Linked DNA regions of Homo sapiens: all the other regions are linked to region 1. The links are chromatin loops, found by intact Hi-C in ENCODE. Cell type or tissue: B cell. All regions are shown on one strand. Links, peaks and the distances in the headings refer to the core of each region. The heading gives the core; the rest is flanking DNA. Region 1 holds the start of FMC1 (formation of mitochondrial complex V assembly factor 1). Region 2 holds the start of ADCK2 (aarF domain containing kinase 2). Region 3 holds the start of LOC107986854 (a long non-coding RNA gene).

Region 1 (9,980 bases), core at 1,692-6,691:
ACCTCCGCCTCCCGGGTTCAAGTGATTCTCCTGCCTCAGCCTCCTGAGTAGCTGGGATTACAGGTGCCTGCCACCATGCCCGGCTAATTTTTTGTATTTTTAGTAGAGATGGGGTTTCATCATGCTGGCCGGACTGGTCTCGAACTCTTGACCTCAGGTGATCCACCCGCCTCAGCCTTCCAAAGAGCAGGGATTACAGGCGTGAGCCACTGCACCTGGCTTCCATAATATCTTAAGTCACATGCCATAACAACAAAAATGCACTAAAAAATCACTAGCAGAATGAATTTGTGTAATTCACTGAGCTTGAAATTTCTCACATAAAATAAAAGTAGCATCTAAATGAATTCCAAGGTCACTTCTATGTCATCTGAATCAATTCAGAATTGTGACTGTACCAAATGATTGTCATTAAAGTCATCATGCTAGGTGCATACAACCTGATAGTCAGGTTTCACCTCAGTAAATTATATACTTTTCCTCAAGTCTTTTTATTACAAACAGCATAGCAAATAAGAACTAAATAAATAAACTGTTTAGGTTTCCTTTTTTTTTTTTTTTTTTTTTTTTGAGACAGAGTTTCTCTCTTGTTGCCCAGGCTGGAGTGCAACGGCACCATCTCGGCTCACCGCAACCTCCACCCCCTGGGTTCAAGCGATTCTCCTACCTCAGCCTCCCAAGTAGCTGGGATTACAGTCATGCACCACCACACCCAGCTAATTTTGTATTTTTTTAGTAGAGACAGGGTTTCTCCATGTCAGTCTCGCTAGTCCCGAACTCCTGACCTCAGGTGATCCGCCTGCCTCGGCCTCCCAAGTGTTGGGATTACAGGCGTAAGCCACTGCGCCTGGCCAATTGTTTAGGTTTCTAAGAGTCTCAGGAAAACTGTCCTCCTTGGAGGTTCTATGTGATCTATCTCTATTTGACAATTACTGGAAAAATGATGGCAACTGAGACAGCTGCCTCAAGATATCATCACTCAGGTACGACATATTCCATAATGGTGGGCCATCTCCAAACAAAGCTAACAGCACTTTGCAGGTTCTGTCGTGGAGATCAGCTATTCCAGGGCCAGCCCCAAAGACCAAAGACCATAGCTCCACACGGGAGCTATATTACATCATCATAATGACCCAGATAGGTACCAAACTCTCTGGGTGATAGTTTTAATTTAATTTAATTAATTCATTAGTTTGAATAATTATTTTATTGTGTTTTAATGTTTTTACTCTTTTAAAACCTTCTGGCTGGGCGCAGGGGCTCATGCCTGTAATCCCAGCACTTTGGGAAGCCAAGGCAGGCAGATCACTTAAGGTCAAGAGTTTGAGACCAGCCGGGCCAAAATGGTGAAACCCCATCTTTACTGAAAATACAAAAAATTAGTCTGATGTGGTGGTGCACGCCTGTAATCCCAGCTACTCCGGAGGCTGAGGCAGGGGAATCGCTTGAACCTGGGAGGTGGAGATTGCAGTGAGCTGAGATCGCGCCACTGCACTCCAACCTGGGTGACAGAGCAAGACTCTGTCTCAAAAATAAATTAATTAATTAAATAAACCACTTCAAAAAGAAAAAAAATGTCTGGTGTGATGGCTCACGCCTGTAATCCTAGCACTTTGGGAGGCCAAGGCGGGTGTATCACTTGAGGTCAGGAGTTCGAGACCAGCGTGGCCAACATAGTGAAACCCCATCTCTATTAAAAATACAAAATTACCATCCTGGCTAACATGGTGAAACCCCGTCTCTACTAAAAATACAAAAAATTAGCTGGGCTTAGTGGCGGGTGCCTATAGTCCCAGCTACTCAGGAGGCTGAGGCAGGAGAATGACGTGAACCCGGGAGGCGGAGCTTGCAGTGAGCCAACATTGCGCCACTGCACTCCAGCCTGGGTGACAGAGCAAGACTCCGTCTCAAAACAAACAAACAAAATTAGCTGGGCATGATGGCATGCGCCTATAGTCCCAGCTACTCGGGAGGCTAAGGCAGGAGAATCACTTGAACCCGGGAGGCAGAGGTTGCAGTGAGCTGAGATCTTGCCACTGCACTCCAGCCTGAGCAACAGAGTGAGACTCCATCTCAAAAACAAAACAAAACAAAACAGAAACACCTTCACAAAAAGAAAAAAAATTTTTTTTGAGACAGGGTCTCACTCTGATACCCACGCTGGAGTGTAGTAGCGTGATCAAGGCTCACCACAGGCTCAAGCGATCCTCCCACCTCAGCCTCCCAAGTAGCTGGGAATACAGGCACACACCACCATACCTAGCTAAGTTTAAAATTTTTTTTGTAGAAGTGGGTTTTCGCTGTTGCCCAGGCTGGTCTCAAACTTCTGAGCTCAAGCAATCCATCTGCCTCAGCCTCTCAAAGTGCTGGGATTACAGGCGTGGGCCACTGCTCCCAACAATTATTATTATTTTAGAGACAGTGTCTTGGTGTCACCTAGGGTGCCATGCAGTGGAGAGATAATAGCTCAATGCAGCCTTGAACTTCTGGGCTAAGTGATCCTCAAACTACTGCATAGCTAGAACTACGGTCACGCACCACCATATATACATCGATTTTTTTTATAGAGACAGAGTCTTGCTTTGTTGCCAGGCTCCTGGGAGATTTAATTCTATCACTGTACACTCGGTTAAATAATTAGTTGGTGTGTCTAGCCAAAAAGTAGTATCCGAAAACCCTCAGTATCTGGAAATACGTACGAGTGGGGAACTTTTTTTTTTAGACAGGCTCGCACTCGCTGTGTCACCTAGGCTGGAGTGCAACCTCTGCCTCCTGGGTTCAAGCAATTCTCCTGCCTCAGCTTCCAGAGTAGCTGGGACTACAAGCACGCACCGCCACACCCAGCTAATTTTTGTATTTTTAGTGGAGAATGTGTTTTTGCCACGTTGGCCAGGCTGGTCTTGAACTCCTGGCCTCAAGTGATCCGCCCCCCCTTGAGCCTCCCAAAGTGCTGGGATTACAGGCGTGAGCCACAGCACCCGGCCAAGAGTGGGGAACATTTAAAATGGTAATCTTGAGAAGGCTGTTTAAGATGTGTAAGTTCCTTAATTTAGCCAGTGTGGTAATCAGCTGAGGGTGCTGAAGAGTGACCTATAATGAGGCTGGGTTTTGAACAGAATCTCACATGTTAATACAAATGAGTTTATTATATTTTGTATTTATTATCAGGAGCATTTTTTTCCTAAAGATAAGGCAGGGTATCAGGCTAAGGAGATGATAGGAAAGAAAAAAATCATTTAAAAACTTAAAAAGACAATATAGTTGTAAAAATTTTTCTAAAAAGAAAAAATAAAAAGGCAGGATCATCAAACCAGCTTTTTTTCCCACGAACTAGGCACGCCACATGTTTTTTACCTTTTCTTAACTTCAAATCCTATCGCCCTTTTTTTCTTCTTTCTTTACAGACTAGAAGTCTGTGGGCTGTTTGGCATGCAGTACTTTTAAAGTATTCATTAGTGGCCAATATTTAGAAGGAAATCTATAGCATTAAAACAGATTTCCAGAGTTTCCTGAAAAAAAAAAAGGTTTTTAAAGGATTTGCTTTCCTAAAATGGCAACAATCAGTGGAGGTGAGTAATGGCTGCCCCCTGGACAGGTGGGCTAGTTGCTGTCCAGTTCACCAGGTTTCCAACCAAGCCAGCTTTACTCATTAATGAACAATTGATGTTCCATTTGTTTGTCATTCCTGCTCAGTAGCTTATGTCTCCTAGCCACTGGGGCCAGACAGTGCCAATCCCTTTAGGAGCTTCAGACTAAGCTGTTATGACTATGCTACCAAGGAATAAGCCTGGTGAAGAAACAGGCTTTTCTGTTAGGCACAGGGCTTTCGGAGCTGAACAATTTCCCAGTCTGATGGAAGAGACTGACAACTACAGTATGGAGTAGTGGCCATGTACCTACATTAAGAGTTATTTACGATGAGTAAATAAAGGGAGCAACAGGGGACCAGAGGAGGTGAAATGAATAATTTTCACCTTGCCGTATTGACTTCAAGGGCCTGGAGAAGCGTCTAACCTAGACTTCTGGAGTAAGCTGAAGCCCAAAGGGTAAAGAGGCATATTAATACAAATGGTTAAGTTTCAGGCAGAGGGAATATCAGGTAAGGTGTGTGGTGGGGAAGAGACAATGAAAGTGGAGATACCTGGAGCAGAGGGTGATAAGCGAAAAGTGAGAGATGAAGATTAAGGTACAAGCGAGGATCAATTTATGTCGTCTGAGCTTTATCTTAGGGACAATGGGAAGCCCCTGTGATACTATAAGGGTAAGTTTACTGGGACTCCGAAGTGATTTGTTCGTTATACAATTAGGAACAGAACCAAAAAATGAACTGCTAATTTTTAAAATTAATTCCTAATCAATGTACTATTACTTCCCCGCTGTCCCATGTTTATCGCTGACGCACCAATTCAAAGGACACGGCACATGTTTCTTTTTTTTTTTGAGATGGAGTTTCGCTCCTGTTGCCCAGGCTAGAGAGCAATGGCGCGATCTCGGCTCACTACAACCTCCGACTCCAGGGTTCAAGCAATTCTCCTGCCTCAGCCTCCGGAGTAGCTGGGATTACAGGCATGCGCCACCACGCCCGGCTAATTCTGTATTTTTAGTAGAGACAGGGTTTCTCTGTGTTGGTCAGGCTGGTTTCAAACCCCCGACCTAAGATGATCCGCCCGCCTCGGCCTCCCAAAGTACTGGTATTACAGGCGTGCGCCACCACGCCCGGCCTGCGGAAATGGCCTCAACGCTTCAACCGGAAGCAGAAATTGACCGCGGCAGGCGCCATCTAACGGCCGCTGGAGCAAAGCTCCTCCTGGAAATTCGCAACACCGGAAAAGGTCCGGCTGCTTCCGGTAAAAACCCACCAGAGCTGACGTTCAGAGGGCGAGTCTCGAAGATCCGGCCAATTTGCCCAGCGCGCTGTGCTCCGCGACGGCGCATGCCCGCTTTTGCGCAGGCGCGGGGACTACGGCGCAGGCGCGGAGACTATTGCGCAGGCAAGCGCGTACGCAGAAGCGTGCGCGCGCCCGTTCAACGTCCGGAGCATCGGTGCAGTTTCGAGGGTAAAGCCTTTGGCGCGGTGATGTGGACTTTTGTTCTCTAACTACAACTCCCAGCATACGTCACCCCTCACGTGGGCGCTAGGTGTGGTTTCGTGGGATAGGGTAAGGCGAAAATGAAGTGACGATGACGTACCAAAGAGGAAAATAGTTGAATATGTTGTGTGAGCGCGTCGTTTGCAGAAGCCCCAGTGGCCTAATGGATAAGGCATTGGCCTCCTAAGCCAGGGATTGTGGGTTCGAGTCCCATCTGGGGTGGCCTGTGACTTTTGTCCTTTTTTCCCCTTTCTAAACAAAGCGAAATATGCCAACTTTACTTTTTTTTTTTTTAAATGGGAAGTGTGTGTGTGTTTTTACTAGCTGGTGGGCTGCAATTTTCGAGAATCTGCACACACCCATGTCCTTTGTCTGAGCCGCAGGTCCCCTGGGATTTGGGGAGACGTCAATACGTTGAATTTTGATATCCCTTTTATAAATCATTTAAAAATGTCTTCTCAGCGTGTTCCATATCAAATCCACACCCACACCCCCCGCCGGGCCCGCTTCTCCTGAGACTCAGCGGTTGGTCGGCTAACGGGCATCTTCAATGACGCAGTGAAGAAAAGCCCCTGTTTCCCCAAACCCTTGTTCTGGGTTAGAGGTCCTGGTACCTTCAGTTAACAGTCGGGTTTCGTTTGATTTTGTTACGGCGCCCCTGGGCCTTCGATTAATAAGGTTCGGTCAACGGACAAGTGAGCGGTTCCACTGCTCGTCAGTCGATAGGGGGAGTCGGTAGTCTGTCCGACCGTACCATTAGGCGCCTGGGCCGGAGGAGGGGTTTTCAGGGTCGTAGGACGCCGTTGGGCACCACGCTCGGAGAAGGACAGGACAATGGCGGCCTTAGGGTCCCCGTCGCACACTTTTCGAGGACTTCTGCGGGAGTTGCGCTACCTGAGCGCGGCCACCGGCCGACCCTATCGCGACACCGCGGCCTATCGGTACCTTGTGAAGGCTTTCCGTGCACATCGGGTACGGGAGCCATGTCCCGGGTGCTCTACGTGCTGGGGAGGGAGGAAGAGCCGGGTCTGGGCTAGGGTGGGGAGCACGGTGTTTAATTCCTGCATTTCTGAGGCCAACCCTCCCACGGAGCCCTGGTTCTGACCAAACCAACCCAGGCCCTAGGCTCCATGCTCTGGCATAAACTCGGGGACCAAAGGACCAGCGGGGGGGGGCGCAGAGTCGCTCTGGGGACGTCAGCCTGTCCTGCAGAGGGGCGGACCCGTCCCGAAGGATTTCATTGGCTGGTCTGTTGCCTCTGCGGAGGGCAGTCAGGAAAGTGGAATGGAGGATTCAATGCTGGGGATAAAACAATGAAGATGGAGTTGAAGGGTGTACTGTTGCTAGACTTAAAGCCACAGCATCTGGCCAACAATTTCCTCACCCGTCCCCTAGAAAAGTTATTCTAAGAAGCATTTCTTTTTGAGGCGGAAAAGAACAACTGGGCTTTAGGGAAGGAAACTTGCTGCCCTTGAGCAATGTGGGGAAAGGGAGAACGATCAACTGTCGAATTTCTGAGCCACGGACGTCAGAATGTAAAATCTTAGAACTCAAATTCACCTAGTTTTTAAAAGGTGGCAACGTTAGGGTCTGTGCTAGGAACCTGGTCTAAACAGGAAGAATCAGATGCACATGTGTCCTGTCCTTAAGACACTTGCTGCCCACCTAAGGAGCCATACAGTAAAGTACTGAGGATAAATAAGTGCTCAAGGTGTAGACAACAGGGGCTGGGGTATAAAGAAGGGGTAGTTAGGGAAGGTTTTCCGGAGGAAATTAATCAGGGACCTGAAGGCTAATTTGGAGTTAGCAAGTAAATTGGGGTTAGGGTCCAGGTTTAAAAGCTACACAATTGAAAGCCCAAGGGGAGAAAAATTGCCAGTTGAGAGTGGTTTAGCCCTAAGGTGTGGTGGGTGAAGTGGAGGTAGATGAAGTGGTAGGCCGAACAGGAACTTAAACTTTATTGTAAGTGTAATGGGAAGCCATTCTAAGATTGTGATCACCTCCCAGGTTCAAGCGATTCTCCTGCCTCAGCCTCCCGAGTAGTACAGGCAGGCGACATGCGACACCACGCCCGGCTAATTTTGTATTTTTAGTGGAGACGGGGTTTCTCCATGTTGGTCAGGCTGGTCTTGAACTCCTGACCTCAGGTGATCCGCCTGCCTCGGCCTCCCAAAGTGTTGTAATTACAGGCGTGAACTATCAAACCTGGCCCCATTCTAAGATTTTTAAGGAGGTGACATGATTATAGTTGTACCTTATGGGGATAACATTATTACCCTTGAGAGAGACTTGGTAATGGTTCTGAAATTCATGGTACATTCTGGAAATACCACTCTGGAATGCACTTGAGCATAGGGGAAATGGTTTCTGTTTCCTTCAGGCTCACAGCTAACTGAATAACCATCCCATTTTCTCTATCCTTTCCCTCCGGAGAAGGGATTCTATTAGGGAGAAACCTACCCTTTCTCCACAGGGAAAATACAGTGTTCTATTTCATTTGATCTCTTTTGGGTTCTTGTGATCTATTTACTGTTTCCTGTCTATTGCTGACCCTTTTGTCCTCATGATTCAGGCTCAACCGAATCAAGAGCAGTATTCTATCCTACATTAACCTAGAATTCCCATGTCAAATTCCACAAATTTGGGCTTATATATTAATAGAAGTGGATGCTATGATTTGTTAATGCTTGACATTGGTGTTGATTTCTCATAAAATTTAAATTACTAAAAAGTTAAATTTGTATTAAAGCAGATTAATTCTGTTTTTAAGCAGCTAATGAATGTTGCTTTCAACATGATCTGCAGATCCTAAAACCCACATTCTAACAGCATGGGCAACATAGTGTAGTGAGACTTCCTCTCCAAAAAATTTGAAAATTATCCAGGCGTGATGGCCCATCCTCTAGTTCCAGCTAATTGGGAAGCTGAGGTGAGAGGATCACTTGAGCCCAAGAAGTCGATCAAGGCTGCAGTGAGCCATGTTCATACCACTGCTCTCCAGCATAGGCCACGGAGCGAGACCCTGTCTCAAAAACCAAGAAGCCACACACATTCTAGTTTTCAGATTCTAACACTAGATATTCAAATAGAGAAAGGGGATTAGGCCAGGAGCGGTGGCTCACACCTGTAATCCCAGCACTCTGGGAGGAGGCGGCAGGTGGATCGCTTGTGCCCAGGAGTTCACGACCAGCCTGGGCAACATGGTGAAACCCTGTTTGTATAAAAAATACAAAAATTAGCCGGATATGGTGGTGTGCGTCTGTAGTCCCAGCTACTTGCGGGGCTGAGGCAGGAGGATCACTTGAGCTGGGGAGATCAGCAGCCATGTTCACGCTATTGCACTCCAGCCTGGGCAACAAAGTGAGACCCTGTCCCCAAAAAAAAAAAAAAAAAAAAGAGTTGGTGGGGGGCGTATTATGTAGGCAGTGGTGCCCAGATTTATCCACATTTGGACATGGCTCCTTTAGTCCCTCAGAGCTATGCACACATCCCCATCTCACCTTTCCTGCCCCTTTCTCACAGCCTTGAATACAGAACTAGTTAAAGAGGGTGCAGTGAATCTCAAAAGTTAAGTATGATGAAGAAAAAAGGTTTGGAATCATTTGGGGACTTTGGAATGGATATGGAATTTCTAGCTTCTTAAAGTCATGAGTCCAGAGTTTTCAAGATGGATAAGCAAATTGTAAGAGCGAGAATAGCCATTCCTCAGTAACTGTGGGGACTGGTTCCAGGACACCCCCCACCCCCACTCAGGAATACCAAAATCCATGGATGCTCAAGTCCCTGACATAAAATGCTGTAGTATTTGCAATATAACCTATGCACATCCTCCTGTATACTTTGTCATCTCTAGATTATAATACCTTATGCGGTGTAAATGCTATGTAAATCGTTGTTATACTACATTGTTTAGGGAATAATGACAAAACATATGTTTGGTAAGACATGATAATCCTTTTATTTTTTTCTGAGTATTTTTTATCACAAGTTGATTGAATCCAAAGATGCAGAACCCATGGATATGGAGGGCCAATTGTAATAAGTAATATGAACATAAGCATACTAGTTTTATACATGAAACCTTCATTTGTTACTATTTAGCACAAAGCTATCATTTTTCAGACAAAAGTTTTCAATTTTCTTTCTTTTTTTTTTTTTTTTTTTTTTGTTGAGATGGAGTCTCCTTCTGTTACCCAGACTGGAGTGCAGTGGCCCGATCTTGGCTCACTGCAAGCTCCGCCTCCTGGGTTCACGCCATTCTCCCGCCTCAGCCTCCTGAGTAGTTGGTACTACAGGCACCCGCCACCACACCCGGCTAATTTTTTTTTTTTTTTTTGGATTTTTAGCAGAGACAGGGTTTCACCGTGTTAGCCAGGATGGTCTCGATCCCCTGACCTTGTGATCTGCCCGCCTCGGCCTCCCAAAGTGCTGGGATTACAGGTGTGAGCCACCGCGCCCGGCCAAGTTTTCAATTTTCATTGTAATGAAAGGTATATGCCACATTAATCAAAGTCACAGAAATATAAATAAAGCAGTCCTTTATTTGCTTGAAAGGGAGAAAGTTCTACATAATATTCTTTAGGTGACATTAATGATGAGTGACCTAATTATAATTTCCATATCTACCATTAACCAACCTCTGAGCATCTCTGGACTTTAGTTTCCTCATCTGTAAAATTAAGGAATTGAAACTAGATGACTTCTTGCAGTACTGACTGAATACAGGGACATTCAATGCAACTCCTTTTAAAAATCCGAACTAGAGGTCAGCTTTACTAATAACTATAGAGTGCCTCTATAGATGTATTAAGTATACATGTATATACATACATGTCTGTATTTCCTCTGTGCAATTTACTTTCACTCTAGTGAATGCTTATTTATTAAATC
Region 2 (9,980 bases), core at 1,887-6,886, 1.3 Mb after region 1:
CTTGGGGATAAAGCCTGTCTATATGTAGAGGTGACTGTGGTCCCTCAAGGCAGGCAGCTGCAAAAATCTCAAAGGACAGAGAAGATGGTTGTAGAAGCAGTACCATGGGACCCTTCAATGGCTCTGTGGGCTGATTTCCAAGCTCCACCCCTCTCCCCTTGGTCACAGGGCCACCTGACTTCCCTTTGGTTCTTCGAGGTTATACAACATCCCCACCTGCCAAACCTCATACCAAACTCCTTCCTATGTTTAGGGCTTTATTTGGCCCCCTCCTCTAAGGCTTTCTCTGGCCTTCCCTTCCTCTCCAGGGTAGTTGCATGCTATGTGTGCCTCTGGTAATCTTTTTTTTTTCATGGCTTTTTTTTTTTTTTTTTTTTGACAGAGTCTCCCTCTGTCGCCCAGGCTGGAGTGCAGTGGTGCCATCCTGGCTCACTGCAACCTCTGCCTCCTGGGTTCAAGCCATTCTCCTGCCTCAGCCTCCTGAATAATCTGGGACTACAGGCATGCACCATCACACCCAGCTAATTTTTGTATTTTTAGTAGAGATGGGATTTTACCACATTGGCCAGGCTGGTCTCGAATGCCTGACCTCAAGTGATCCCCCCGCCTCGGCCTCCCAAAGTGCTGGGATTACAGGTGTGAGCCACCGTGCCCGGTCATTTCTTGCATGGCTTTGCCACACTTTGAAACTGCACATTTTGATTTCTTATCATGGGTGTTTTTTTAAAAAAAATTGAAATTGCACATTTATATGTTCCCATGTTGGGTCCCCCTCATTACGTATTCAGCCAGTAAGGGCAGGATATTTGTGTCCGCTTTCCCAGGGTCCAGCACATGACCTAGCTTGATCAGTACATATTATTGAGCCTCGACAAATATGAGATTGGGCTCAAGAAATATTTATTGGGCTCAGTGAGTATTATTGAATGAATGAATATGGCCTTTCCGGAGCCTTTCCCCAAGGTCCAACACAATTGCCGAATTAATGCAGCCGAGGACACAGCATCCAGTTCCTACTCCTGCAGCCCAGTTACCCCCATCCAACACCACCCCCCTACCCAACCCCCGCTGAAAAGCGGACCTGTGTTCAGAACCTGCCTTCATACTTTTCAGCCATGCTCTTTGGAATAATGAAAGATACGAAGAAGTCAGTGGGAAGATAGACATGGGGAGGGGGACATAGAGGGTGCCTTTGCGTTTTGCTACCCAGGACCCAGGACTCAAGGGCAGGGTGGTCTTGGCCTGGGGTCGCCGTCCTCTTTAAGGGGCGGGTCAAGGGACCCTGGCTGCCCGGGCCTCTGCCACCGACCCTCTGCTCCCTCCGACCCTCACCGCCCAGCACCCAGCCCTCTGCCCCCACCGGCCACCCTGTAACAGCCCAGCGGGTTCACCTTGCCTGCTGCCTAGACAGAGCCGATTTATCAAGACAGGGGCATTGCAATAGAGAAGGAGTAATTCACACAGATCAGGCTGCGCGGGACACTGGGCAGAGTTTTTAAGGACAACTTGGTGGGTGGGGGAAGGCCAGTGAGTCGAGAGTGCTGATTGGTTGGGTCGGAGGTGAAATCTTAGGGAACTGAAGCTGTCCTCTTGTGCTGAGTTAGTTCCGGAGTGGGGGCCTAAGATCAGATGACCTGGTTTATCGATCTGGTAGGTGTCAGTTGATCCATCAAGTGCAGGGTCTGCAAAATATCTTGAGCACTGATCTTATTAGCAGTTTAGGGAGGGTCAGAATACTGTAGCCTTGCTGCCTGACTCCTAAATCATACTTTCTAATCTTTTGGTTAATTTGTTAGTCCTACAAAGACAGTCTATTCCCCAGGCAAGAAGGAGGTTTGTTTTCAGAAAGGGCTGTTATCATCTTTGTTTTAAACTATAAAGTATAAACTAAGTTCCTCCCAAAGTTAGTTCAGCCAACGCCCAGGAATGAACAAGGACAGCTTGGAGGTTAGAAGCAAGATGGAGTTGGTTAGGTCAGATCTCTTTCATTATCTGTTATAATTTTGCAATGGCGGTTTCAACCTAGTGGCCGAACCCGTCCCATCCATCTCCCGCGCCCCTCCGCTCCACCACAGCCCTCGGTGCCTCGGTTCCCTGCACCTGCACTCCCGCCCGCCCCCGACGCTCCGCCCCCGACGCTCCGCCCGCCCTCCACGCTCCGCCCCGCCCTCCCGGCCCCCGCCTGCGCCCGCGCCCTGGGCTGGTGCCCGCCACCCCAGCGATCTCATACTGGCCCCTGGGCGCACGGTGACCCTGCGGCTGCCCGGCCCCTGCCTCCGCCCGCGCGGCCCCCTCGCTCAGGTCGCGGGCGCCCGGGGCCTGGCTTCGCGTGGGTCCTGGCTCCTCCCGTTCCGCAGTTGGTGCCGTCTGACAGCCCCTTCCGCGCGGCGCGGCGCGGCGCGGCGGGTGTCGGGCGGGGCGCGGGCCTCCGGCCTGAGGCCCGGCGAGGTGCTGGAGGGAGCGGGGCGCGGATCCGGCCCAGATGGGCAGCTCCGTCCGCGGGGTCAGGGCCGGGCTTCGGCTTCACCGCAGCCTCGCCTGAGCGGGCGCCTCTGAAGTGGAGGGCGGGCCGCCTGGGCCGCGGGCCTCGGGAGGATGGTGGCGCCCTGGCGCGTCTCCGTCAGGGTTTGCCTGTCGCACCTGAGGTGCTTCGAGCTCAGACAGGGACTCAGCCTCCTGAGGCCCTCCGAGTGCCCTCGCGATGCCAGGCTCTGCTGGCTTCTGCTGGGCACTTTGCCCAAGGTCGTCTCCCTGTGCGGGGACGTGGGTGAGGGGGCCCCTGACGTTCTGAGTCGGCGAAGGGTCCGCTGCAGCGGGGCGGCTGGCGCGGGGCCCGCGGAGAGCCTCCCCCGAGCGGGACCTCTGGGCGGCGTCTTCCTGCATCTCCGCCTCTGGCTTCGCGCCGGCGCTCTGTTGGTGAAATTCTTCCCCCTCCTACTCCTCTACCCCCTCACCTACCTGGCTCCCAGCGTCTCCACCCTCTGGCTCCACCTGCTTCTGAAAGCCACCGAGACCTCAGGCCCAACCTACATCAAACTGGGCCAGTGGGCCAGCACCCGGCGCGATCTGTTTTCGGAGGCTTTCTGTGCCCAATTTTCCAAGCTGCATGTCCGAGTGACGCCCCACCCGTGGACTCACACTGAGCGCTTCCTTCGGCAGGCTTTTGGGGATGACTGGGGGAGCATCCTCTCTTTTGAGAACCGGGAACCTGTGGGCTCAGGCTGCGTGGCCCAGGTGTACAAAGCATACGCCAACACTGCCTTCCTGGAGACTGACAGCGTCCAGAGACTTGGCAGGGCCTCCTGTCTGCCGCCCTTCTCACATACTGGGGCAGTCGGTGGGCTGAGAGAGCTCTTTGGATACCTTGGAAATGGCCGGAAACCTCCAGAAAATCTCGCAGACCAGTCGTTTCTAGAAAGGCTGCTCCTCCCTAAAGCTGACCTGGTTGGATCAAATGCAGGGGTGTCTCGGGCTCAGGTCCCTGGCCACCAACCTGAGGCCACCAACCTCATCTCCGTGGCAGTGAAAGTAAGTGTTGTGAGAGCTCACAGCTCACCTACCCACTGAGCTATCCCAGATCAGAAACAACCGCCATGCAAATCGCCCCCACGTTTATTTCTATTTGCCTGACCAATATCTGAGTGCTTATTTCATGCAAGCTGTTTCATTTATTGGCTTGAAGTGGCGGTGTGAATAGTCTGATAGAGGAAAATGAACTGAGTCTGGAGTGAACTAACTGCTTGGGTGTCGGGACCACATCCTCTTTTCTTTGATAAGAAGCCACCTGGCTCTTGCTTGGATGGTGGGACCCAGCCCTGGCTGGGTAAAATGTGTCCAGCAGGTTTCTCCTGTCTCACGGTTCCTCTTTCTGACAGGTGTTGCACCCTGGCCTGCTCGCTCAGGTGCATATGGACCTGCTGCTGATGAAGATTGGCAGCCGAGTCCTGGGAGTTTTGCCAGGCATCAAGTGGCTTAGCTTGCCTGAGATTGTGGAGGAATTTGAGAAGCTGATGGTCCAACAGGTGAGTTCTCCTCCCCTCAGCTGTAAATAGCACCTAACATAGTTCTTGCCATTAGCTGCTACTTAGTAAATGTTGAATGAATAATTTTCTGGTATGTCATAACTCATGTGATGTGTTAGAGCTGGTAACACTAGCTGATAAAGAACATCCAAATCTCAGTGGCTTAATGCAACAAATTAATTTTTTGCTTATATCAAAGTTCTGGCCGGGCGTGGTGGCTCATGTGTGTAATCCTAGGACTTTGGGAGGCTCAGGCAGGTGGATCACTTGAGGCCAGGAGTTCGAGATCAGCCTGGCCAACATGGTGTAACCCTGTCTCTACTGAAAATACAAAAATTAGCTGGGCGTGGTGCTGCATGCCTGTAATCCCAGCTACTCAGGAAGCTGAGGCATGAGAATTGCTTGAACCCAAGATGGAGGTTGCAGTGAGATGACATCATGCCACTGCACTCCAGCCTGGCGACAGAGTGAGACTCCATCTCAAAAGAAAAATAAAAACAAAAAACAAAGTTCTATGCAGGTGAACTGAGGCAGAGAAAGGGAGCTCTTTATTTTATTATTTTAAAAACAGAGACAGGGTCTTGCCATTGTTGTCCAGGCTGATTTTGAACTCCTGGGCTCAAGCCATTCTCCCTCCTCGGCCTTCCAAAGTGCTGAGATGACAGAACTAAGCCACCGTACGGTCAAGAGAGGGAGCTCTACTCCCTAGTTTCAGGGGACTCAATTTCTTCCCAAGTTTGGCACTGCCTCCTTCAACATGTGTCATCTGGGGTCAGTGTGGATTGGAGGCAGAGGCCATGCAGGGTCATGTAATAAATTTTGTGGCCAGGCCTGGAAGTGGCAAACATCACTTCTTTCCTGTTCACTGATCAGAGCTGTAACTGCCTGGGCCCAGTGTAACTGTGAGCTTGGGAAATACAGTCTTCCTTTGTGACAAGGAAATGATTCTGGTGGAGAACATCTAGCATTATTTCTGCCATAATCAATGACTCCAGAGTGAGAAAATAATTAGCAAAGTCACATACTGTGCCTTTGTTCTGCTTTGATTCCAGGGCAATTGAGTCAACAAGGACCTCCTTCATGCTCAGGGCCCTTGGGACCTTTGTATAAGGATACAGACTTAGCAAACACACTGGGGTGGTCGGGGCTCCACTTAGGTACCTGTTGGCTCCTTGTTGGGTAGTGCAGGAATTGGGAGGTTTTCAGAAGCAACCTGCCGAGTATTTGTTTGGAGGCTCTGATTTAAGATTTTAAGTCCTAGGGATTCATTCCAATGTTTAGAAAGTCTCTTAGTCTGTTCGGACAGAATCCCATAAACTAAGTAGCTTACATACAACAGAAATGTATTTCTCGAGGTTCTGGAGGCTGAAAATTCCAGATCAAGGCATCGGCAGATTCGATGTCTGGTGAGGCCCCACTTTCTGGTTCATAATTGGCACCTTCTGTGTCATCACATGGTAGAAGGGGTAAGGGGTCTGTCTTGGGTCTCTTGTGTAAAGGCGCTGATTCATTCATGCAGGCTCTGCTCTCATGACCTAATCACCTCCTAAAGGCCCCATCTCCTAATACCATCACCTTAGGGCTTAGCATTTCAACAAAGGAATTTTGGGGGGACACAAACATTCATAGCTACAGAGCAATGTAATTTGATAATAAAAGCAAATTAAAACAGAGAAAATAGCATCGATTCCAACAACCATCTCTGCATTAATTCCTCTCAGTCCTGCCACTCATCTGAGTTTCAGTTCCCCTTGCGGAAGTCTGACAGACATCATGTGGTTCCATCACTTCAAACTCACATCTCTGAATCACACCCCATTTGTCTTAAAAATCAGCTCTTCCTACTAAGCCTGTGTCCGTCTCTCAGTAGTCCCATCATGTTCCTAGGCTGGAAGCCTTAGAGTTGTGGGTCTGGGTATAGTGTGTGAGTGTCTCTCCATTCATTTATAAGTTTATGTAACAGTGACTAAAAACTCTGTTAGGGCTGGGTGCGGTGGCTCATGCCTGTAATCCAAGGACTTTGGGAGGCTGAAGTGGGTGGATTGCTTGAGGTTAGGAGTTTGAGATCAGTTTGGGCAACATGGTGAAACCTCATCTCTACCAAAAATACAAAAAATTACCTAGGCGTGGTGGTGCTCACCTGTAGTCCCAGCTACTCAGGAGGCTGAGGTGGGAGAATCGCTTGAATCTGGGAGGCAGAGTTTACAGTGAACCATGATCACACCACCGCACTCCAGCCTGGGTGACAGAGTGAGATCCCATCTCAAACAAACAAACAAACAAACAAACAAACAAACAAAAAACTCTGTTAGACGCTAGTAAGCAAAGAAAACAAGTGAGCTTTCCTATCCCTAAGAAAGACAGTCAGGGCCAGGTGCCGTGGCTCACACCTGTAGTCCTAGCACTTTGGGAGGCGGCGTCAGGTGGATCACTTGAGGTCAGGAGTTCAAGACCAGCCTGGCCAACATGGCGAAACACTGTCTCTACTAAAAATACAAAAATTAGCCGGGCATGGTGGCACACGCTTGTAATCCCAGCTACTCGAGAGGCTGAGGCAGGAGAATCGCTTGAACCCAGGAGGCGGAGGTTGCAATGAGCCAAGATCATGCTTTTGCACTCCAGGCTGGGCAACAGAGCAAGACTCCATCTAAAAAAAAAAAAAAAGAAAGACAGTCAGCCCTCTGTCCATGAGTCCTGTATCCCCGGATTCAATAAAAAATGTAGTTAGGTCTGTGATAGTTGCATCTGTATTGAACATGTACAGACTTTTTTTTCTTGCATTATTCCCTTAACAATGCAGTTTAACAATGATTTACAGAGCGTTTAGATTGTATTAGGTATTATAACTAATCTAGAGCTGATTTAAAGTATATGGGAGGATATGCATAGGTTATATGCAAATACTGTGCAATTTTATGTCAGGGACTGAGCCATCTGGTATCTGAGGGAGGCCCTGGAAGCAATGAACCTGAGCCTGGCTGAACCTCAGCATGGTTCATCAGGGCTCAGAGGAGGACTTGGTTGGTGTCCTTAGCTTGAGCTGAGTATTGAAAGGTGACTGGTGTTTGCAGTTGGACCAAGTGGGGGAATAACATTCCAATTCGAGGCAGTAAAGAAGCCAGAGGAGAGCCGGGGGTGTTAGCCACTCTGGGATGTCGAGCACTATATGGAGTTGGGTGAGGCCAGGTCTTGGGTGGTAAAAGGCAGGGGAAGGTGCCATGAGAGATGGACCTGGACAGAGAAGTAGGGGCCAAATCATGACCCACCTGGATGCCATTCTAAGGAGTGCAGACTTCACCATGCAGGTAATGGATTGGAGAGGAAGGATGGGTCAAGGAGCACACTCGAGGCACCTCTGTTTGTGCTCAGGTGACTGGACCTGAGGGCATGCGCCTTGGGAGTGGCATTGGGGGACAGGGACTGATCTGAGGGCGGTGAGGCTGCAAACTTGATGGCATTGGGCCATTGCTGTGCACGGAGGGGAAGAGAGAAGGCATGATCTGGGGACTCAAAGGTGACTGAGTGCGTGGGGATGGTGAAGGGAAATTCCATTTAGGCACAGAGCTTCAGGGTCTCTGGGCTCCCACCGGGCCACATCCAGGTGTCATTGGATATATCACTCTGGAGACTGGCATTGAGGTCTGACCTGGGGATCAAGGTGCTGTCAGAGGAGGCGCCGGCTGAGGGCTTGGTGGCTGTCAAGGGGACACACACGCTCACTTCGGTCAGGAGAAAGGACATCAGCTCCTGGGGGCACAGGAGACCCAGCCAAGACAGGACAGCGAGAGGCAGCAGGGGTGCCAGGAGAGTGAAGGGCAGGTGCCGGGGGAAGAGCCATCACGGAGAGACAGGTCAGCAGCGGCACCAGCCCTGGATGCCCACAGAGGTTGATGATAAACCTGGAAGTGGTCCTTTGGGTCTGGTGAGTGGTGGTTGGGGAGAGTAGCAGTGGCAGTGTCGATGCGGTGGGTGGAGAGCTGCCGCGAGATGAAGGGGTAGCCCTGTGTGGAAGCGCCCACAGCACGCTGGCCCTAATGGAAAGAGAGGGCTGGGGGCTGGCCTGGAGAAGCCAGACCCCAGGGAGACGGGGAAGGGACTCATGGGCTGGTGTGAGGCAGGCGGGTGGCAAGGGCGAGAGTAGCAGAGAAGCAGTGCAGCCCAAAGCCCACCAGGGCACCTGCCGTCTGCAGCCTCCAGGAGTTCACACAGAGATCTGGGATTGCTGGGGCAGGCTGTAGCCCACGGATGTCGCCTCCTGAGTTTCTGGGCAAGTTCTGCGGGGCAAGCTGGTGGGGAAGGTGGGGTGGATCTCATGACTTGCTAGCTCCTTGGCATTGCAGATGTCACTGTGCCTGTACCCAGACTAGCCCTCATCCTTTCTGTCCATTTCTCTGTAGATTGACCTGCGTTACGAAGCTCAGAATCTAGAACACTTCCAGGTCAACTTCCGGAATGTGAAAGCCGTCAAGTTCCCCACCCCTCTGCGCCCCTTTGTCACCAGAGAAGTCTTGGTGGAAACGTATGAAGTAAGAGTGATGGCTTTGCCTGGCCATACCTTTCACTTGCCACTCGCAGTGGGCCCGTCTCCAGCCCACAGAAAGGCTTCAGTCTGGAGAGAGGATGGGATTTGTGTCTGTAAAACTGTGAGGAGCTGGGATGTGTTGGCCTCGGCGGGAGGCAGTGTTGGAGTGAGGTAGCTGAGAACACTGGGTGTGGCCCGATCCCCTAGATTTGAAAATCTGCTCTGCCATTTTATTAGTTGGTGACCTGCCTTAGAGGATTGTCTCAGGAGTAAATGACACACTGAATGCAAAACAAGGAGTTGGGCACAGAGAAAGTGCTGAACAACCTTGTGTCATCTCACTTGCCCTAGCTATCCTCTACTCTAGTTCAGCCTTCTCTCTCTTTTTTTTTTTTTTTTTTTTTTTTTTTTGAGATAGAGTCTCACTCTGTTGCCCAGGCTGGAGTGCAGTGGCATGATCTCAGCTCACTGCCACCTCCGCCTTCCAGGTTCAAGTGATTCTCGTGCCTCAGCCTCCCAAGTAGCTGCGATTACAGGTGTGTGCCACCACACCTGGCTAATTTTTGTATTTTTTAGTAGAGATGGAGTTTTGCCGTGTTGGCCAGGCTGGTCTGGAACTCCTGACCTCAAGTGATCTGCCTGCCTTGGCCTCCCAAAGTGCTGGGATTACAGGCATGAGCCACTGCACCCAGCCCAGCCTCCTCTTTACAGATGGTGATATGAGATTCAGGGAATCTCATGAATGTGACATGAACCACACAGTGTTTCTAGCTGTGTGAACTTGAGCAAGTTGCTTAACCTCTCTGGGCTTTGGTTCTTTTATTTGTTAATTAGGGATAACAAGATCTATCTCCATGGGTTGTTTTGACAATTTTTTTTTTTTTGAGACAAGGTCTTGCTCTGTTGCCCAGGCTGTGGTACAGTGGCATGATCTCGGCTCACTGCAGCCTCCACCTCCTGGGCTCAAGTGATCATTCCACCTCAGCCTCCCAAGTAGCTGGGACCATAGGCACGAGCCACCATCCCCATGTCCGACTAATTTTTGTATTTTTCTGTAGAGCCTGGGTTTCTCCCTGTTGCCCAGGCTGGTCTCAAACTCCCAAGTTCAAGTGATCCTCCTGCTTTGGTTTCCAAAAGTGCTAGGATTATACGTGTTAGCCACCACACCTGGGTAATTTTTTTTTTTTTTTGTAGAGATGGGGGTCTCCTTACGTTGCCCAGACCCCTATTGGCTGATTCTTGCCCAGAAACCAGCTCTCTGGTGCCCACCCCTATCTTTTCAGGACATCACATCTCTTATCTTCAGTAGCAGAGTTGATAGGTTTCCTTTTCAATAAACCTATGTGACTTGTCATCCTTCTGATAGCTGTTATAGAAGGGAATGTAAATAAGTTCAAATCAATGTGTGGATGACAGATTTTTGTTTTGTTTTGTTT
Region 3 (9,980 bases), core at 2,533-7,532, 890 kb after region 1:
GTTCTGGAGGCTGGACGGCCGAGATCCGGATGTCAGCAGGATGGGTTCCCTCTGAGGGCTGTGAGTGAGAATCTGTTCCAGGCATCTCCCTGAGCTGCTGGTGGTTGCCAGCAATCTATGGGGTTCCTTGGCTTGTAGAAGAAGCACCCTGATCTCTGCCTTCATCTTCACATGCCATTCTCCCTGTGTGCATATCTGTGCCCAAATTTCCTTCTTTAGTTTTTATTTTTATTTTTGAGATGGGGTCTCATTCTGTTACCCAGGCTGGGGTATAGTGGTGCAATCATAGCTCACTGTAGCCTTGACCTCCCTGGCTCAAGCAATCCTCCTACCTCAGCCTCCTGAGTTAAGCTGGGGCCACAGGCATATGACACTGCACCTGGCTAGTTTGTTAAAAATTTTGTATTCTCTGTAGAGATAGTGTCTCACTATGTTGCCCAGGCTGGTCTCAAACTCCTAGGCCCAATCGATCCTCCTACCCCAGCCTCCCAAAGTTCTAGGATTATAGGCAGGAGCCACTGCACCTGGCCTAATGGATCAGGGACCACCCTACTCCAGTATGAACTCATCTTAACTAATTACATGTGCAATGACCATATTTCCAAATAAGGTCACATTCTGAGGTACTGGGGGTAAGGACTTCAGCATATGAATGCGGGGGGCAGTAGCAGTAGGAGGAACACAATTTAGCCCAACAAACTGTTAAAACTGTGGAGTGTTATTGTCATATACTTTAAAACAAATTGGCCACCCTGCAGGTCCTGTGTCTTAACATGGCTGCCTTCCTATAATACTGACTGGTACACTTGCTCCCAGAGCTCCCAATTCAACTCTGCAACAGCCCCAACTCTCTTCATTTCTCCCTGAACACACACCCACTGAAAGGTACTCTTGCTCCCTCCCCTCAGCCCCCACATTAACACCTGTCACCCTGTGGTGCTGCTGTGCCTATGTCCTGATTCCTTTGCACAGATCCCTGCTCACTAATTGAGCCTTATCTCTTCTCCCTCTCCCATTGATCCAGCCAGTCCTTTCCTCCTTCTTCTTAGATCAGGGGTGTCCGATCTTTTGGCTTCCCTGGGCCATACTGGAAAAAGAAGAATTGTCTTGGACCACACATAAAATATATTAACAATAGCTGATGAACTAAAATAAATAAATAAAATCACACAAAAAAGTCTCATGACATTTAAAGAAAGTTAACAAATTTGTGTTGGGCCACATTCAAAGCTGTCCTGGGCCGCAGACAGCCCATGGGCTGGACAAGCTGGCCTTAGATAGATTGAGACCAGGAAGCCCCCAACTTCCCCCATAATAGAACTCGTAAACTGAATCTCAGCACAAAAGGATCATCCTCCAGTGGCTGAGTACACTAGAAGCTTGAGTCCTCTGCTCATGGGGCCACTTCCTAGTTGGGTAATGGACAACTTAACCTCCCTGTGGCTGTTTCCCTACCTGTAAAGTGGGACTAATAATAGTAACCCACATCATAGGCTTACATGACATAAAGCATGTGAATCTCCTAGCACAGTGCCTAGAACACAGTAGGTATTTAATAAATACCATTTGTTACTATTTTACTATTACCAGGTGTTACTTTTTATCTTCTTTCATTGAATCATGTCCAGAGCAAAGCAGGGCTGTGCTAGACCTCCAAACCGCCTTTGACTCAAAAGAGAGGCCCCCGCTGGGCTGGGCGTGGTGGCTCACACCTGTAATCCTAACTCTTTGGGAGGTCAAGTCGGAAGGATCCCTTGAGCCCAGGAGTTCAAGACCAGCCTGGGCAACACAGGAAGACCCTGTCTCTATTAAAAAAAAAAAAAAAAAAAGCTAGCCATGGTGGCTCACACCTGTAATCCCAGCACTTTGGGAGGCCGAGGTGGTGGATCACCTGAGGTCAGGAGTTCGAGACCAGCTTGGCCAACATGGTGAAACCCCATCTCTACTAAAAATACAAAAAAAATTAACCAGCATGGTGGCAGGTGCCTGTAATCCCAGCTACTTGGGAGGCTGAGGCAGCAGCATCGCTTGAACCCGGCAGGCAGACGTTGCAGTGGCCGAGATCACGCTATTCCACTCCAGCCTGGGTGACGGAGTGAGACTCTGTCTCAAAAAACAAAAGAAAGAGAGAGGACCCCATTGGGTCTGTGCCGTGCATCTCAGCTACCAATGCTTCCGCATCCTCCTGGTTCTGTCCTGCTAACAACCAACAGGACAGCTCAACCTGCCTGCTTTCCTCCTGGTCTCCCAGGGCACATCTGTCTCTGGAACGGCCCTCATCCCACTCTGCCTCACTCACACGATTCCTATTAGCCTCTTAACTCAGCGTGGTCTTCGGGAGCACACCCTTCAACCCAAAAGCAGCACTTTTAAAACACGTTTAAAAAGTGATTTAGTAAATAATGTTGATTTCTTTTGTGAAATTTTTAAAGACAAAGTCAAGTTACGTTACCCATGCCATAACAACGGAAGCAAAAACAGAAACCTATATTCCATTCCATTTTAAACTCAGGGACACCCAAGCACCCAGCTGAGGGCTCAGCAGCTTGTTTTTGCAATGTTCTACAGTGGGAAAGAAAGGAACAAAAAGCCTAGGAGTGGATCTCTAGAGAAAGACATTGTATATTTTGTCTGAAAGCATCTTACTCAGGAACTCCAGTTCCAACACCGTTTGGAGATGGTTCTAATCAGAGAAAAGCAAAACCCTAAAACATTTCTCAAACAGTTCTTCACGATCTGCTGCCTAAGACTCTTGTAGTACTTGCCACAGCAATATAGAGAACGTTTAAGCTTCTTATTTGTAATAAAAAGTGACAAGAGGCCAGGCGCGGTGGCTTACGCCTGCAATCTCAGCAATTTGGGAGGCCAAGATGTAGGGATCACCTGAGGTCAGGAGTTAGAGACCAGCCTGGCCAACACGGCGAAACCCTGTATCTACTAAAAAATACAAAAAAAAAAAAAAAAAAAAAAAAAAAAAGCCAGGCACAATGGCTCACGCCTGTAATCCCAGCACTTTGGGAGGCTGAGGTGGACGGATCACGAGGTCAGGAGTTCGAGACCAGCCTGACTAACATGGTGAAACCCCGTCTCTACTAAAAATATAAAAATTAGCCGGGCATGGTGGCGTGCGCCTGTAATCCCAGCTACTCAGGAGGCTGAGGCAGGAGAATCACTTGAACCCGGGAGGCGGAGGTTGCAGTGAGCCAAGATCACGCCATTGCACTTCAGCCTGTGTGACAGAGCGAGACTCCGTCTCAAAATAAAATTAAAAAAAAAAATTAGCTGGGTGTGGCGGCGGGAGCCTGTAATCCCAGCTATTTGGGAGGCTGAGGCAGGAGAATCGCTTGAACCTAGGAGGCGGAGGTTGCAGGGAGCCTAGATTGTGCCACTACACTCCAGCCTGCGCGGTAAGACGGAAAACACTGTCTCAACAAAAAAAGGTGACAAGTACAACTAACAGTTCATTGCACATTTACCGTGTGCCAGACACCCATCTGTTTTGTGTGGGTTGACTCATTTAAATAAACCAATTAACTTTTAGAGAAGGAGCAGTTCAAGAAGGAAGGCTTTCAGTCACATAGCTGCGTGACCCTAGGCCTTCAATTTCTCTTCCATAAAGTGGGGATAATACCCACCTAATAGTTATTGTGAGGATTAAATGAGATAAATGTAGGTATAGCATTTTCACCCAAAGTTTTCCAACGTCATTTCATAGTTATAAAGAATCGAATGATACATTTGAGAAGTACGTACTGTATTAATGAAAAAATGAACAAACCAGGAAATGGAAAATTTTGAGATTCGTTTTGGCCTATTTCAATCTGCCCTTCAGTATGTCCATCCTGGTGGAGGTGACCTTGGACTGGCGTTTGACTCCCCACAGCCAGTCTCTGCTAAGCCCTGTCACCACATCAAAGGGGCCACCTAGACAACGTGAAGTCAGAGGAACCCCAATCCTGCCCACACTTCAAAGGGGCTCCTCTTCCGGAAGTTGTTACAGCATTCCTTTCAAGGAGGGTAAACAACGAAACAGCTCCAGGAGCTCACAGCTCGCTCCAGCTACATCACTGGCCTCCACGCTGGGACGTGGAGCTCTCTGGGGCCCAAACAGCACACCGAAGAATGAAAATGTCCCTCTGCCGAGAGCAAGTCGGCCCTGCTGCCTTCCCATTTCACCCTTCCACTAATGAGCACCAGGAAGCGCCCCTCCCAGGGCGCGCCCTCAATCAGCGTCTGGCCCTGAGCAGGTGGCACCCCTCTCTTCCTCTCTGCCCTCTGTCAAGACCATACCACGGCTGTTTTGACTCCTGGGCTTCCGCCCTTTAGTTTACACATTTGATGATTCCGTTTGAAAATCGCAACCTGAAATACTCCTCTTCTAGGCTGGAGGCGGGGTTGGGGGCGGGGGCGGTGGGTGGCGGAAGGAGGGCCCTCAAACAAAGATCCGCTTTCTCCTGAACAGGTGTCAGGAGACCAAGCTTTGACCTCCAGCTCCCTGGCCTCCGGGCGCGGGCCCTGGGCTGATCTGGCGGTGGACGTGCAGGGCAGCGGGCCCGCGCCCACCAGCTGTGGCAAGTTTCTAGTAAGAGAGGGATAGAGACAGGCGGAGACCGCTGGGGAGTTTCCCGGTGCTCAGCCATCGCATAGGGGGGAACGGACCCTTTTGTGGGCCCTCGGGTCCCCCCGTGGTCCCCGCTGGCGCGCTCGTCCTCTGCCACCCCCAGATCTCTGCGCACTCCCCACTCCTGGGCGTTCGCACTGCCCCCCGGCGCACTCTCGCCGCCCCGGGGTCCGAAGCACCGCGCACTCCACCCCGCGACGCGCGCATCCCTCGACCCTCGCGCGTCCACACCGCCGCTGCGCCTCGCGCCCCCGCACCCCCGCAACCCCACACCACGCCGGCCGGGCGGGGCCGGATGCGCAGACGTGCAGCACGTGCGCTGCGCAGCGATTGGCAGCGCCGCCCCCACGCCGCCCCGCCAGGGAAAGGGTGTCCCGTGCCCTGCCGCGGCTGCTGGTCCCGCGGGCGGGGGCTGTCGGGGCGCGCGGGCCGGGCCGTGGGGGTCGCCGCCCGAAGTGACCGGGGAACAATGACAGCCCGATGGGGAAGGGCGGCGGCTTCCCTAGAGGGCCGGTTCTCTGGCTCGGAGCTGGGGGGCGTGGGGGCCGTAGGTGTTGCTTCTGCGGAATGGAAATACTTTCTGTGAGTGGTGCGCACGTGTTTCCACTTTATTTGGTTGTCAACTGGGGCCCAGTGCACTTAAACCCAGCGTTATTCGGGACCGAGCCAGGAGATCACTGCACCCTTCAATCTGCGGGTGGGGGGAGGAGTTAGGAAGGGGACTGAGTGACAAAAGTGACAGAGGCGCAGCTCATGTGCGTGACCGGGGGAGTGATGCTCAGTTCTGGGTGGGGGACCAGAAAGATGTCCACTGCGGGACTGGGCGATGAAGGGGCGGATTTGAGTGGCGGCTACTGTTTCCCGGCCTGGGACGGCTGCCGGGCGGGCAGGATCTGCAGGCGCGCGGCCGGGACGCGCAGGGAGCGCGCAGGGAGCGCGCAGGGAGCAGTGGGGCTTCCCGGGCCGCTTCGGGGAGGTGGGCAGGAAAGGGCACGCAGCCCTAAGTGACTCTCGGCTGAGACTGCCTCTCCTCATCCCAGCAGTAGCCAGCCAATGAAAAATAGGCTCAGGGGGTTCCCGAGCCAATGGAAGCCCGCGGGCCGTGAGGACTTGCCACTAGAAACGTTTATGGTGTCCCGGCCCGGAGACTTCTGTGTGTTTGTTAGGCGGGGCGGGGGGCGTCTTCCCAGCAGCCCAGGACAGGTGTGTGCCCAGGCGGATTAGAGCGCCTGCTGTTGGTAAGGCCCCTGCCGTGGAGGGGGAAGGGAGGACAGGGGGAGGGCAGAGGTGAGGAATCTAGGAGCTGGCGAACGGTTTCTCCCGCTTTCTGTGTCCTGCGTCACTTTCCCTTCTGTAAACGGTGGTCTTCCCTTTGTGTCGTGTTTGATCGTTTCTAAATTGCTTTCCCATGCATTACTTTACCCAGCCATCACTGTAACCCACAAGATGGGTTTGATTACTCATTTTACCAGCAGGGGAAGTGAGGCTCAGGTAAGTTAAATCCTAGGCACATGGTGGCACAGCTGCTTAGTACAGGTTTGGGACTGGAACTCAGGTGCCCCGACGACAAATCCAGGGCTCTTTAACTACATCAAAGGAAGGAAACCAGGTCTGTTTTATGATCCTGGTGCCAAGGGCACACCCAGTGATTAAACTGAAATCCAGAAGGACCGGGTGAGTTTTATTTCCCCTTCAGTCATGCTCTTTCAGGTTGTCCCTTTGCAACACAGGTTTGCTCTGCTATTACACGCCATGCCTTAAGATTAAGAGAGTTCACTGACTGCCAGAAAAGCCAGAAGTAAAAAAACAGAATGTGTGTAGGGGCGGGCGGGTTACCCACTGTGCATTTCCTCCTTACCCACACCCTCAGGCCAACTCGAGACCCGTGGTCCTCTCTCATGTTGGTCCCCCACCTGCAGATACTGTTTCCTGTTCCATGGACTGGGCTCGGCCTGCCTAAAATAGGCTGCACCCAAGAAGCTTCTACCTCCACTACTGCCATTATCCCAGCCATGAGGAAATAAACAACTTCCTCCCCGTCCCCCCGCGGCTACATTTATTTATTTATTTATTTATTTATTTAATTTGAGTCTTGCTCTGTCACCCAGGCTGGAGTGTTGTAATCTTGGCTCACTGCAACCTCCTTCTCCCGGGTTCAAGCGATTCTCCTGCCTCAGGCTTCCAAGTAGCTGGGACTACAGGCGCCTGCCACCACACCAGGCTAATTTTTGTATGTTTAGTAGAGACGGGGTTTCACTATGTTGGCCAGGCTGGTCTCGAACTCCTGACCTCAGGTGATCCTCCCACCTCGGCCTCCCAACGTGCTGGGTTTACAGGCATGAACCACTGAGCCCGGCCAAGGCTACAACATTTTTAATAGGAGTGTTTCTCCTAGAGGATTTGTCAGTCGGGGCCTTGCTGTGTCTCTGCTATGGTGCCTGATGAAGTCTCTGGATCTTTTCAGCAAAGCAGATGATGCTCAGTGGTTCCCAGGGCTGAAAGCCCATCACAGTCATCTGTGAAGGCGTTTAAAAATACACATCACCGAGCGCATCTCTGGATTGGGATTCAGCAGGTCCAGGGCGCGTGTTATGTTTTTTGTTTTAAATACTCAAGTGATTTAGATGACTGGTCAGGTTTGAAACCACAGATATAAAATGACTTCCATCTGAAAAGTCTGAAATAACTCAAAGCTGAAATTGGAGGCTTTTTGGTCAGATGGGAACCTGTCATTCAGAGGTCCATCATGCCTAAGAATGTGAAGAATGACAACTCTTCATAAGAGGGTCCAAAAGGGAACGAAAACTCTTTGTGGTAGGAATATCCTATGTTGAGTAATCTGGGACCTTAGGGGAATATAGGGTTAGGGAACTGATACTGGGTGTGAACTGATTTTATTTTCACTAAAATAAAACTAAGAAATCGGCACTCAAAGTCAGTGGCTTACATCCTACACAACTTGTATTCCTATCAATGGATGCTATTTGCTTCCTTTTCATTTATCAGCCCTTGCTTTCTAGACCTGAGCTGTCCAGTACATTAGCCACTAGCCACATGGGGCCGTTGAGCACTTGAAGTCTGGCTAGTCCAAATTGAGATGTGTTGTATGTGTCAAACAAACATTGGACTTCAAAGACTCAGTAAGGAAAAAAATGTAATCATTAATACTTTCAACATTGATTATGTATTAAAGTATTTTAGATCTATTGGGTTAAGTCAAATAGATTATTACAATTAATTTCAGCTTTTTCTCTCCTTCCTTCCTTCCCTCCCTCCCTCCTTTCTTTCTCTTTCCTTCTCTTCCCTTCTCTTCTCTTTTCTTTCTTTTCTTTCTTCATCTCACTGTCTCCCAGGCTGAAGTACAGTGACACAATCATAGCTCACTACAGCCAGGAATTCCTGGGCTCCAGTAATCTTCCCACCTCAGGCTCCTGAACAGTTAGGACTACAGGCACACCCCACCGTCCCCTGGCTAATTTTGTTTTAGAGGTGGGGGTCTCATTATGTTGCCCAGGGTGGCCTCAAACTCCTGGCCTCAAGCAGTCCTCCCACCTCACCCTCCTTAATAGCTGGGACTATAGGCGTGAGCCACCACGCCCCAGCTTTCTACTTTTATTGCGTTAATATGCCTAGTAGGACATTTTTAATTACATATTTGGCTTGTGGAGGCTGGGAACATTCTTGATCTGGATGATAGAGGTATATGTTTGTGTGTGTGGTGTTGAAATTCATCAGACTGTGTCCTTAAGTTTTGTGTACTTTACTGCTCTATGTAAGTAAAAGTCAGTTTAAAAATTAAACAATACGGCCGGGCGCGGTGGCTCACGCCTGTAATCCCAGCACTTTGGGAGGCCGAGGCGGGCGGATCACGAGGTCAGGAGATCGAGACCACGGTGAAACCCCGTCTCTACTAAAAATACAAAAAATTAGCCGGGCGCAGTGGCGGGCGCCTGTAGTCCCAGCTACTCGGGAGGCTGAGGCAGGAGAATGGCCTGAACCCGGAAGGCGGAGCTTGCAGTGAGCGGAGATCGCGCCACAGCATTCCCGCCTGGGCGACAGAACGAGACTCCGTCCCAAAAAAAAAAAAAAAAAAAAAAAATTAAACAATACAGGCCAGATGCAGTGGGCTCATGCCTGTAATCCCAGCACTTTGGGAGGCCAAGGCAGGTGGATCACCTGAGGTCAGGAGTTTGAGACCAGCCTAGCCAACATGGTGAAACCCCGTCTCTACTAAAAATACAAAATTAGCTGGGCGTGGTGGCACGTGCCTGTAATCCCAGCTACTCGGAAGGCTGAGGCAGGAGAATCGCTTGAACCCAGGAGGTGGAGGCTGCCGTGAGCCAAGATCACACCATTGCACTCCAGCCTGGGCAAAAAGAGTGAAACTCTGTCTCAAAACAAATAAACAAGAAACCCCAGCTGGTGTAAACACAGAATGGAGTTTATTGGCTTGGGAACTAAAACGTCCAAAAGAAAATCACGCTGCAGCCAGGGTATGGTGGGGACCTGGATCCTTTTTTCTGTGATTCTCTGGGCACTCCCTCCATGGGTCACTGAATCCTCAGGCTGACCTCCCAGCCATGAGCAAAATGGCTGCAGCAATCCCTGGCCCCACATGCACATCCCACCCCATCCAGGAAGAGAGTTTCTTGCCTCCCATGCTCAAAAAAAACACTGGATTTCACCTAACCAATCATTTAGCCCAGCGGAATCTCACGTGCTCAATGGTGCATCCCTGAAATGTGCTGGTGAGCAGCACCCAGTCACTGCTAAAAGAACCCTGATTAGGCTTAAGCAGCTAAGGCCCCATCCTATACAAATCTCGAGGCTGCCATATATTTGGGAGATATGGATGGGTTCTGTGAAGTTGACAACCAGCAGTGTCTACTAGATAATCCAGGCAGTTGACAACCAGCAGTCTCTGCTAGATAATCCAACCAGTTGACAACCAGCAGTCTCTGCTAGATAATCCAACCGGTTGACGACCAGCAGTGTCTGCTAGATAATCCAACCAAGTTGACAACCCGCAATGTCTGCTAGATAACCCTACCATTGCAAGTCACTACCTACACCAGGGCTCAGCAAACTTTTTCTGTAAGGGACTAGTCGATAATGAGGCTTCATGTGCCTCCTAAGGGTTGTTTTGTTGAATTTGTTTAACAACCCTTTTAAAAATATAAAAACTATTCTTAACTCATGGGGCTTACAAAAACAGGCCAAGGGCTAGATTGGCCTAAAGATCATAGTTTGCCAACCACTGATCTGGATCGTTATGATACTTGTGATGTCTACATTGACCTTGTTAACTTGTTTCCCCTGACTATAATCAAAGCTCTTTGAGAGCGGGAACCAGGTCTGT

The links. A loop is a pair of places that touch in the nucleus more often than their neighbours do. Peaks named below come from ENCODE experiments on the same cell type or tissue, not always from the same donor. Only the 100,000 strongest peaks of a DNase experiment are listed, where the experiment ranks them.
Region 2: it touches region 1 in a loop (6-fold over the local background); 5 of 110 quality-filtered maps call a loop at or near these places.
Region 3: it touches region 1 in a loop (11-fold over the local background); 3 of 110 quality-filtered maps call a loop at or near these places.

What each region holds. Positions count from the first base shown.
Region 1 is chr7:139,335,461-139,345,440 of GRCh38, forward strand. It overlaps FMC1 (formation of mitochondrial complex V assembly factor 1), which reads left to right and starts at 5,877. Exons shown (of 2, transcript NM_197964.5): 1 at 5,877-6,062. The coding sequence starts at 5,925. It overlaps FMC1-LUC7L2 (FMC1-LUC7L2 readthrough), which reads left to right and starts at 5,877. Exons shown (of 11, transcript NM_001244584.3): 1 at 5,877-6,062. The coding sequence starts at 5,925. TRR-CCT4-1 (tRNA-Arg (anticodon CCT) 4-1) reads left to right here and starts at 5,240; the gene lies at 5,240-5,312. It also overlaps a transcript of LUC7L2 not described here. RefSeq lists enhancers at 5,058-5,117, 5,428-5,497, 5,528-5,597, 5,853-6,420, 5,868-6,117. In B cell, for the core only: CTCF peaks have their summits at 4,774 (motif pointing left), 4,975 and 5,785; DNase peaks (open chromatin) are centred at 3,934, 4,941 and 5,731; H3K4me3 peaks cover 2,577 bases; H3K27ac peaks cover 2,409 bases.
Region 2 is chr7:140,670,736-140,680,715 of GRCh38, forward strand. ADCK2 (aarF domain containing kinase 2) reads left to right here and starts at 2,210. Exons shown (of 8, transcript NM_052853.4): 1 at 2,210-3,528; 2 at 3,876-4,022; 3 at 8,420-8,548. The coding sequence starts at 2,596. RefSeq lists a silencer at 2,145-2,604 and enhancers at 5,460-5,649, 8,156-8,656. In B cell, for the core only: CTCF peaks have their summits at 4,683 and 4,911; DNase peaks (open chromatin) are centred at 2,496, 2,616, 3,826, 5,786 and 1 weaker place; H3K4me3 peaks cover 2,727 bases; H3K27ac peaks cover 4,255 bases.
Region 3 is chr7:140,225,763-140,235,742 of GRCh38, forward strand. LOC107986854 (a long non-coding RNA gene) reads left to right here and starts at 5,724. Exons shown (of 2, transcript XR_001745386.2): 1 at 5,724-5,859. RefSeq lists silencers at 4,771-4,930, 5,511-5,560, 5,611-5,660. In B cell, for the core only: no CTCF peak of the experiment used is centred there; DNase peaks (open chromatin) are centred at 3,539, 4,429, 4,669, 4,919 and 4 weaker places; H3K4me3 peaks cover 3,997 bases; H3K27ac peaks cover 4,235 bases.